Regions from separate parts of the Homo sapiens genome. Here region 1 is linked to region 2. The links are chromatin contacts, found by POLR2A ChIA-PET in ENCODE. All regions are on one chromosome and are shown on one strand. The core of a region is the stretch at or near the end of the contact, and the rest is flanking DNA. Distances in the headings are between cores, read along the strand shown. Region 1 overlaps EEF1A1 (eukaryotic translation elongation factor 1 alpha 1). Region 2 holds the start of DPPA5 (developmental pluripotency associated 5).

The links. ChIA-PET counts read pairs that join two places held with the same protein, here RNA polymerase II (POLR2A).
Region 1: POLR2A ChIA-PET joins it to region 2 with 10 read pairs in activated T-cell. The contact joins the enhancer-like site here to the promoter of DPPA5 in region 2. POLR2A ChIA-PET finds 5 or more read pairs at or near these places in 4 of 52 experiments (H1, WTC11, activated T-cell and 1 more).

Annotation. Positions count from the first base shown.
Region 1 is chr6:73,512,185-73,516,189 of GRCh38, forward strand. It overlaps EEF1A1 (eukaryotic translation elongation factor 1 alpha 1), which reads right to left. Exons shown (of 8, transcript NM_001402.6): 8 at 3,566-4,005. Among named protein-coding and RNA genes, the nearest start is that of EEF1A1, 6.8 kb to the right of the region's middle. RefSeq lists a silencer at 3,142-3,436. Within about 2 kb of position 2,452, at least 18 of the 41 ENCODE cell types and tissues checked have a DNase peak (open chromatin) inside an H3K27ac peak, as active enhancers do.
Region 2 is chr6:73,352,296-73,356,699 of GRCh38, forward strand. DPPA5 (developmental pluripotency associated 5) reads right to left here and starts at 1,981. Exons shown (of 3, transcript NM_001025290.3): 1 at 1,819-1,981; 2 at 1,558-1,737; 3 at 768-1,083. The coding sequence starts at 1,930. The coding sequence ends at 1,025. RefSeq lists enhancers at 1,033-1,534, 1,535-2,034.

The DNA of each region.
Region 1 (4,005 bases), core at 1,202-3,701, 160 kb after region 2:
CCAGGAGTTTGAGGTTGCAGTGAGCCATAGCCATGATTGTGTCACTGCACTCTAGCCTGCACTTTAGTGAGACCTTGTCTCTAAAATAAAAAAATAAAAAATAAACAAATTAAATATTTCAATAAATATATTCAAAGTTTATTTGAGTAGGTTAGATTCAAAGGTTTTTAAGTTTTCTTCTCAGATTTTCTGATTCTATGTGATTGTCCTGAGGCCAAATTAAGCCTTAAATACTGACATGTCTAAAAAGTAATACAAGCCGGGTGCAGTGGCTCATGCCTGTAATAGAAGCACTTTGGGAGGCCGAAGCAGGTGGATCACTTGAGGTCAGGAGTTCGAGACCAGCATGGCCAACATGGTAAAACCCCTTCTCTACTAAAAATACAAAAATTAGCTGGGTGTGGTGGTGCATGCCTGTAGTCCCAGCTACTTGGGAACCCGAGGCACAAGAAACACTTGAACTGGGGAGGTGGAGGTTGCAGTGAGCTGATATAGCATCATTGCATGCCAGCCTGGGCAACAGAGTGAGACTCTTGTCTCAAAAAAAAAAAAAGTGTCAAAACAATAAATAAAATAAAAATATATAGGGCTGGGTGTGGTGGCTCATGCCTGTAATCCCAGCACTTTGGGAGGCGAAGTCAGGTGGGTCATGAGGTCAAGAGATCAAGACCATCCTGGTCAACATGGTGAAACCCCATCTCTACTAAAAACACAAAAATTAGCTGGGCATGGTGGCATGTGCCTGTAGTCCCAGCTACTTGGGAGGCTGAGGCAGGAGAATAGCTTGAACCTGGGAGGCAGAGGTTGCAGTGTGGCGAGATCAAGCCACTGCACTCCAGCCTGGTGACAGAGCGAGACTCTGTCTCAAGAAAATAAATATATATGTATGTGTGTGTGTGTATGCATGTATATAATTATATATATTATATGTAGGAGTTGGGGAGAATATGAAAACATTGTGTGTGTGTATGCATATATATATTACACACACAATGTTGTCATATTCTCCCCTAACTCCTACTTATCCTTCAGGTCTCAGCTATTCCTGGCAAATACCTTCTCTGGCCAGTCTAAATTATGTCCCTTTCATTTACTCTTCTCCCTCATGGTATATTTCTCTTTTCCTTCATAGTACCATCACAACTCAAAAGTAGCTAATTTTATTTATTGAATCTCTATCTCCCCCACTAACTATAAACTCAAAGGTCAATAACCATGTCCATTTTGTTCATAGCTCTATCCCCAATGCCTAGAACGGTGCCTAGAACATAGTAAGCACAATATTTTATAAACAAATTACTTCACTGACCTGCAAAATATCAGTTTAACACTCAGGTAGTCTATTTGTCTTCCTCAAAAAAGTTGATCTCTTAATTACTAAATGGTTCAACCACTTTGGAAACAACTCGGCAGTTTCTTAAAAAGCATACGCTTTGCCACTCAGCCCAGTAATCACTTTCCTAGCTATTTACACAAGTAAAATAAAAACATTATTACATACAAAACTATATGTGGACATTTATAGCAGCTTTATTAATAATTGCCCCAAACTGGAAACAACTAAATGCCCCTCAGCTGGGAATGAATACACAAACTGTCATACACCCATTAAAAAGTAAGAGATTACTGATATATACAGGCTCACGCCTGTAACCCCAGCACTTTGGGAGGCCAAGACGGGCAGACCACCTGAGGTCAGGAGTTGGAGACCAGCCTGACCAACATGGTAAAACCCGGTCTCTACTGAAAATACAAAAATTAGGCAGGTGTGGTGGTGGGCACCTGTGGTCCTAGCTACTCAGGAGGCTGAGGCAGAATTGCTTGAACCTAGGAGACGGGGTCTCACTGTTGCCGAGGCTGGAGTACATAGCACCATCATAGCTCACTGCAGCCTCAGCCTCCCAGGATGAAGCGATCCTCCTGCCTGAACCCCCCAGAGTAGCTTGGGACTACAGGTGTGTACGACCATGCCCAGCTAATTTTTATTATTATATATATACTTTTTTGAGACGAAGTCGCACTTTGTCGTCCAGGCTGGAGTGCAGTGGCGCAATCTCGGCTCAGTGCAAACTCCGCCTCCCGGGTTGATGCTGTTCTCCTGCCTCAGCCTCCCGAGTAGCTGGGACTACAGGCGCCCACCACCATGCCCGGCTAATTTTTATTTTTAGTAGAAACGGGGGCTTCACCGTTTTAGCCAGGATGGTCTCGATCTCCTGACCTTGTGATCCGCCCACCTCGGCCTCCCAAAGTGCTGGGATTACAGGCGTGAGCCACTGCACCCGGCATCTTTATTTTTTGAGACAGTCTTGCCCTGTCACCCAGGCTGGAGTGCCCTGGCAAGATCTTGGCTCACCGCAACCCCCACCTTCCAAGCTAAAGGGATTCTCCTGCCTCAGCCTCAGTTGGGACTATAGGCATGTGCTACCACACCTTGCTTTTCTTTTGTATTTAGCAGATCTTCTCGCCTCAGCCTCCCAAAGTGCTAGGATTCGAGGCACTGCGCCCAGCCTTTTGCTTTTTTTTTTTTTTTTTTTTTGAGATGAAGTCTTTCTCTGTCGCCCAGGCTGGAGTGCAGTGGTGTGATCTTGGCTCAGCCTCGTAACTATAGGCACCTGCCACCACACCCAGCTAATTTTGTATTTTCAGTAGAGATGGGGTTTCAGCATATTAGCAAGGCTGGTCTGAACTCCTGACCTTGTGATCTCCCCACCTCAGCCTCCCAAAATGGTGGAATTACAGGCGTGAGCCATGACCTGGCCTGCTTCATTTTCTAATATCCCTTGCTTAGAATTATTGCAACATTAACGTTTATCTTCATTGTCATTGTCTCCCATAGAACCCACAAAACTAAACCTTGAGATCCATGGGCCTGCTAAAAACAGTCCCAAAGTAAATGACAAAAATGTTTAATTGCCAATAATTAGGTAAGAGAAAAAGGACAGTTAAATATCAGGGTAGTTCTAGCTGAATGAAATCTTTTAGAATTACACTAAAAAGTAAATGGTAAGTTACTAAGTTTGGAACTTCATCTCAAAAGAAAAAAAACCATGAAGATAACACAATGCTAAAATGTGGCCTGTCAGTGTAAACTGTCAACATTCTCCACTATAAAGAACTGAAACTGGGTTGAGGTTAGTAGGTCTGAACAAATCGTGTCCCACTAAGAGCACATGGGTTCTTCCTTGAGTCACTGCCGAGGCCCTGGCACATCTGAGATTTAAAAGATAAATATCAGATTAACTGGGAAAGATACAGTACAGGCAGATCACTTGAGCCCAGGAGTTGACCAGCCTTGGCAACATGGCAAAATACAAAAATTAGCCAGGCGTGGTGGCAAAAACCTGTGGTCCCTGCTATTCAGGGAAGATCACTTAAGCCCAGAAGTCAGGACTGCAGTTAGCCGTTAACTTCCACTCCAACCAGGGCAGGAGTAAAACCCTGTCTAAACAAAAAAAGCCAAGCACTACCTTGAAATCAACTGAAGTTAGCTCTCACTTTTGAAATCCACTCCAAAATTTGTAACCAATTCCAACATAGTAACTGTTAAAAGAAATGCCACTTCATCTTAAAGCTTAAAATTCATTTATTGTAGTGAGCAAGTTTGTAATGAATACCAGCAGGTGGTGCTCAAGCCACAGTTGTCTAAGACACTGGGTTTCACAGGAAGTTAATCTCAATCTCAGTATATGCAAGTAAACTGACTCATTCCTGCTTCCAGTGGGAACAATTTTTCAGTTAAATCTTGCTTCCTTGCATGTCAAGAATTCTCTACTGGTAAATCTTACAGGTGTCAACTTTCATTATCAGGGCATCTATTGGCCATCTATTAAAGGCCTTACCTGTTTTTTCTGTCATCCAGCAAATCTTAGACTATTTACTTGTGTAAACATTAGATAGCAAAGAAACTAAGGACAAAAATCTCTAGTTCAATTTAGACTTGATACCTCAGAGCACTGGCTGATGGGAAGGCATTTTATCTAATTCAGACTCAGATGAGGGAAAACG
Region 2 (4,404 bases), core at 731-3,230:
TTGGGGTTTAAATCTTAGGAGTAGAGAGGAGGAAAATGACCAGTTAACACTATCGGTCGAGTTTATAAATGCCATAAAGAAAAAATAAAGCAGGTTAAGCAGACTGTAGAGGAGAGGATCTCCCCTGAGTATGGACCACCTGGGAGAAGAGAGCAAAACCCTTTGAAAATCTGAGATTTTGGCCAGTCACGGTGGCTCACACCTGTAATCCCAGCTACTCACCCATAATCCCAGCTACTCACCCATAATCCCAGCTACTCGGGAGGCTGAGGCAGGAGAATTGCTTGAAAGGGGTGGGGGCGGGGGAGGGGGGTCGAGGAGGTTGCAGTGAGCCAAGATCGCTCCATTGCACTCCAGCCTGGGTGACAAGAGAAAAACTCGTCTCCAAAAAAAAAAAGAAAAGAAAAGAAAACAAACAAAAAACACACACAAAACATGCTACACTAACAATGGTTCTGACTTCCCATATTTTTGTTGGACACATTTGCTTTTCAGCTTATATACAAAATGTCAACCTATTATAGGGTTGTTTTCAAGTGAGTCCAGGTCACTTGAGACAATCATCACATCTCCCATAGGTTTTTAGTTCAGTGCTGCATCTCAGGACCCTGGCTCCTCCACCCTTTTTGACACTAGCCAAGTGTGCCTTTGGACCCTCATTTTGTCTTTGGAGGATTTCAATTAAGGGTTAAGCTCAGGGCCACACTTCAGCTGTGCTTCAGAGATATTTAAGGTAGTACCTACAATCCATCAACCACACTGAACTATCAACTTATTTAAAACTTTATTGTTATTTTTAAAAATGGGAAAAAAGAAAAAACACTTTTTATTAACAATCATCAAAGAAATATTCACAACAAGACTCAGAGCCAAGGGTTTTCCCTTAACTCTTTAAGGGAACAAATGGTTTTCCCTTAACTCTTTAGGCTGGAGCAGATTTTAAAACAAGCTTAAGGAATCACTCTAGCTCTGGCCACAACCTAATCTCTGCAACCCGGCTTCATTGCATTGGCTGGAAACTGGTTCACTTCATCCAAGGGCCTAGTTCGAGGGCATTCATGGCTTCGGCAAGTTTGAGCATCCCTGCACCAGAAATAGCAACAGCGGCGTGAGTCTGGGGGAAAATAGTAAGCGCCCGGACTGTTCTCCGCCTCTTTCAGGGTTCGTTTCTGGGACTTCTGATCCAGGCGTTCTGGGCCTGAGAGTCAGGCCCAGAACCTTGGAACCCGAGACTACTCGGCCCATTCGAACATTCTCCAAGAAACTGAAGGGGGCGGGGAGACGGTTGAGATAGCTCAGATAACCCTGCCCAGTGGGTCCAGCACCAGCCGCCTTTCACCATAGTCTCACCCCTGGGTCTCCAAGACCGACGGCCGGCATTCTGGGGCCCCCATTCCCAAAGGGGTCTTGGGAAGGCCCAGATGCCAAGGGCACCCCTGGTGACGCCCAAGGTGCTGGCAGCGAGCAAGAGAGGAGAAAGAGGAGAGGGCTGGAGGAGAGGCGCGAAGCGGCCCCCGCGAGCCTGTGTTCCGCGTACCCAGTCTCTGGGCCTCTCACCTCGCTCCTGGCGCTGGCGGTGCCACTCAGCCATGGACTGGAGCATCCACTTGGTCCGGAGCTTGTACAAATAGGAGCCGTAAACCACGACCTCGGTGAGGTCTGAAGACTCCAGAGCCTTCAGCTCGAGCATGGCCTTGCTCACCTGCTCGATGTAAGGGATTCGAGATCCGTCCGGGCCTGTTGGGGAAAAGAGATGAGATCCCCGGGCCGGCTGAGACTCCCGAGCCGGGGCAGCCCGCCAGTACTGGGCACACTCACCGAAAATGGCTTTCAGCAGCCGCGTCTGGACCTGGAACACCTCTGGATCTTTCAGGTCTTCGGGAACTTTCACCCACGGCGGGATATGTCTACGTGCCGGGAGAGTTCCCATCTTATGACCCTCACAACCAAGACCACTCTCCAGCGCAAACCAGGCCTAATCACGCCGGCCGAGGCTCAGGGGCGATAAAGCCTCGCACCTGGTGGCCCCGCCCCCGGCCAGGCCCCGCCCCCGGCCCGGGCCAGGACCCTGAGTCCATGCCCCGCCGCCCTGGCTGCGGTCCAGCAGGTTGCCAACTCTTCCGCTTCCCGCGACTTCGGGAGAGCCTCACCCGGGCCCAGCTGTCTCCAAGTTAACTAGGGTTTCCACCTGCATTGACCTGTGTCTTTCGCACCAGAATCCCATGGGCTTGGGAATGGCTGGGGGCAAGGTGCTCTTGCCTCTTCCTCTAGGGAACAACCGGTGGGACCTGAACCTCGGAAAGCGGGCGTCCAGGCTTGAGGGTGCGAGGACCACCCAGTAGCTGCCGAATCGAGTTCCTGCCTCACACGTTCCAAAGAAGGGTCCGTATCCCCTCGGCCTTAAGGAGCAGGACCCGCGGCTCCACTTTGCTGGCGACCCGGACAACGTCCCGGGAACTCTGGAGGAACTCTTGCCATTGAACAAAAGAGAAAACCGAAATTCGGAAACTGATTATCTTACCTAAAGGGATTAGCGTTCTTCGAAGCCCCTGGCTCTAGAGTCTTTGAACCTACCCGGATTATAAAGCTCACCTGTGCCCTGCCTGCGCACTCCAGCCAAAACCGGTCCAGGCTTCTGGCTCCTCTGTAAATAAATTTGGTTTATTCGTTTTTTAAACATAGTGTTTGGAGCGATGCACTGGAGTCACTCGATGAGAGTGTGATTTCACTGTTTTATGGCTTTACAGATGGTGATTAAGCTGGCATTTCCAGTCCTGGTAACATCTAATGTCCCCTCAGCTGTCCATTATTGAGGGTTTCTTAAGGCAGACCTCTTCACACACACACGCACGCACACACACACACACGCACGCACACACACACACAATGGGTTCTTTTGCAACCACCAGTGTAGTTAATTTAGAAAATGATCATCAATAGCTAAAACTATCAGATGAAGACTGTTGAGGAACTAGATAGTCACAAGTTTGGAAGCCCTAGGCACAGATTATGAATTGCAAAGGAGAAAAAAACATTCCTTTACAGTAGAGACTTGGAAGAAGCCACCTTGACCCAAGTTAGCATCACCAATAATGGGACAAATGGATTTCTGGTTCAATATCTGAAAAACAAAAAGAGGACTGTTTTATTAATTGACTAAGACACTAAATGCTGTGTGCATAGTTCAAATAATTCTGAATCAAAGATGGGGGATGCATTTCAGGACAATGAAGGAAATTTTAATATGCCCTATATTTCAAAGTAGTATTAGAAACTTCTAAAGTTTAGAACTTCTAGAGTGGGATAAGTGTACTACAGTTATGTAAGATAAGGTCATTATTCTCAGGAGAAACATGCTAAAGTATGTAGAGTGAATTGGGTTTCTTTGTTTTTATTTTTATTATTTTTTAAATTAAATTTAAATTTTTTGAGACAGAGTCTCACTCTATTGCTCAGGCTGGAGTGCAGTGGCGCGATCTCTGCTCACTGCAACCTCCACCTCCCGGGTTCAAGCGGTTCTGCTTCAGCCTCCCCAGTAGCTGGGATTACAGGTGCCAGCTACCATGCCCGGCTAATTTTTGTATTTTTAGTAGAGACAGGGTTTCATCATGTTGACCAGGCTGGTCTCGAACTCGAACTCCTGACCTCAAGTGATCTGCCCACCTCGGCCCCCCAAACTGCTGGGATTACAGGCATGAGCCACCACACCTGGCCAAATAATCAAATATATATATATGGAGTCTTGCTCTGTCACCCAGGCTGGAGTACAGGGCACAATCTTAGCTCACTGCAACCTCTGCCTCCCGGGTTCAAACAATTCTCCTGCTTCAGCTTCCTGAGTAGCTGGGATTACAGGCACCCCCCACCACATTGGCTAATTTTTGTATTTTTAGTAGAGATGGAGTTGCACCATGTTGGCCAGGCTGGTCTCGAACTCCTGACCTCCTGATCTGCCTGCCTCAGCCTCCCAAAGTGCTGGGATTACAGGTGTGAGTCACTACACCCAGTCATAATAAACTTTCAATTTCCCATCTCCCATTCCACCTGCAGCCCAAGCTCCCTTTTTCCTGTGACCCAGACTCTTATGAAAAGCAACCCTCACTTCTATTTCTGTATACCTTACTTATTCCTAAACATGTTATTCCATGGTACCTTCCTTTGCATTTCAAGAAAAGTCACTCCGGACCTGCACTGTCCAATACAAAAGTCACTAGTCACATGAGGACTGGAAATGTGTCTAGTCTGATTTGAGATATGCTGTAAGTGTAAGCTACATGTAAAATTTTGATGACATTAATACCAAAAATTTAAATATTCTCATTAATAATTTTAGACTGATTATATGTTAAAATTATAATATTTTGGTTTTTCCTTTTCTTAAATTTTTTTTCAGTTAAGACAGGG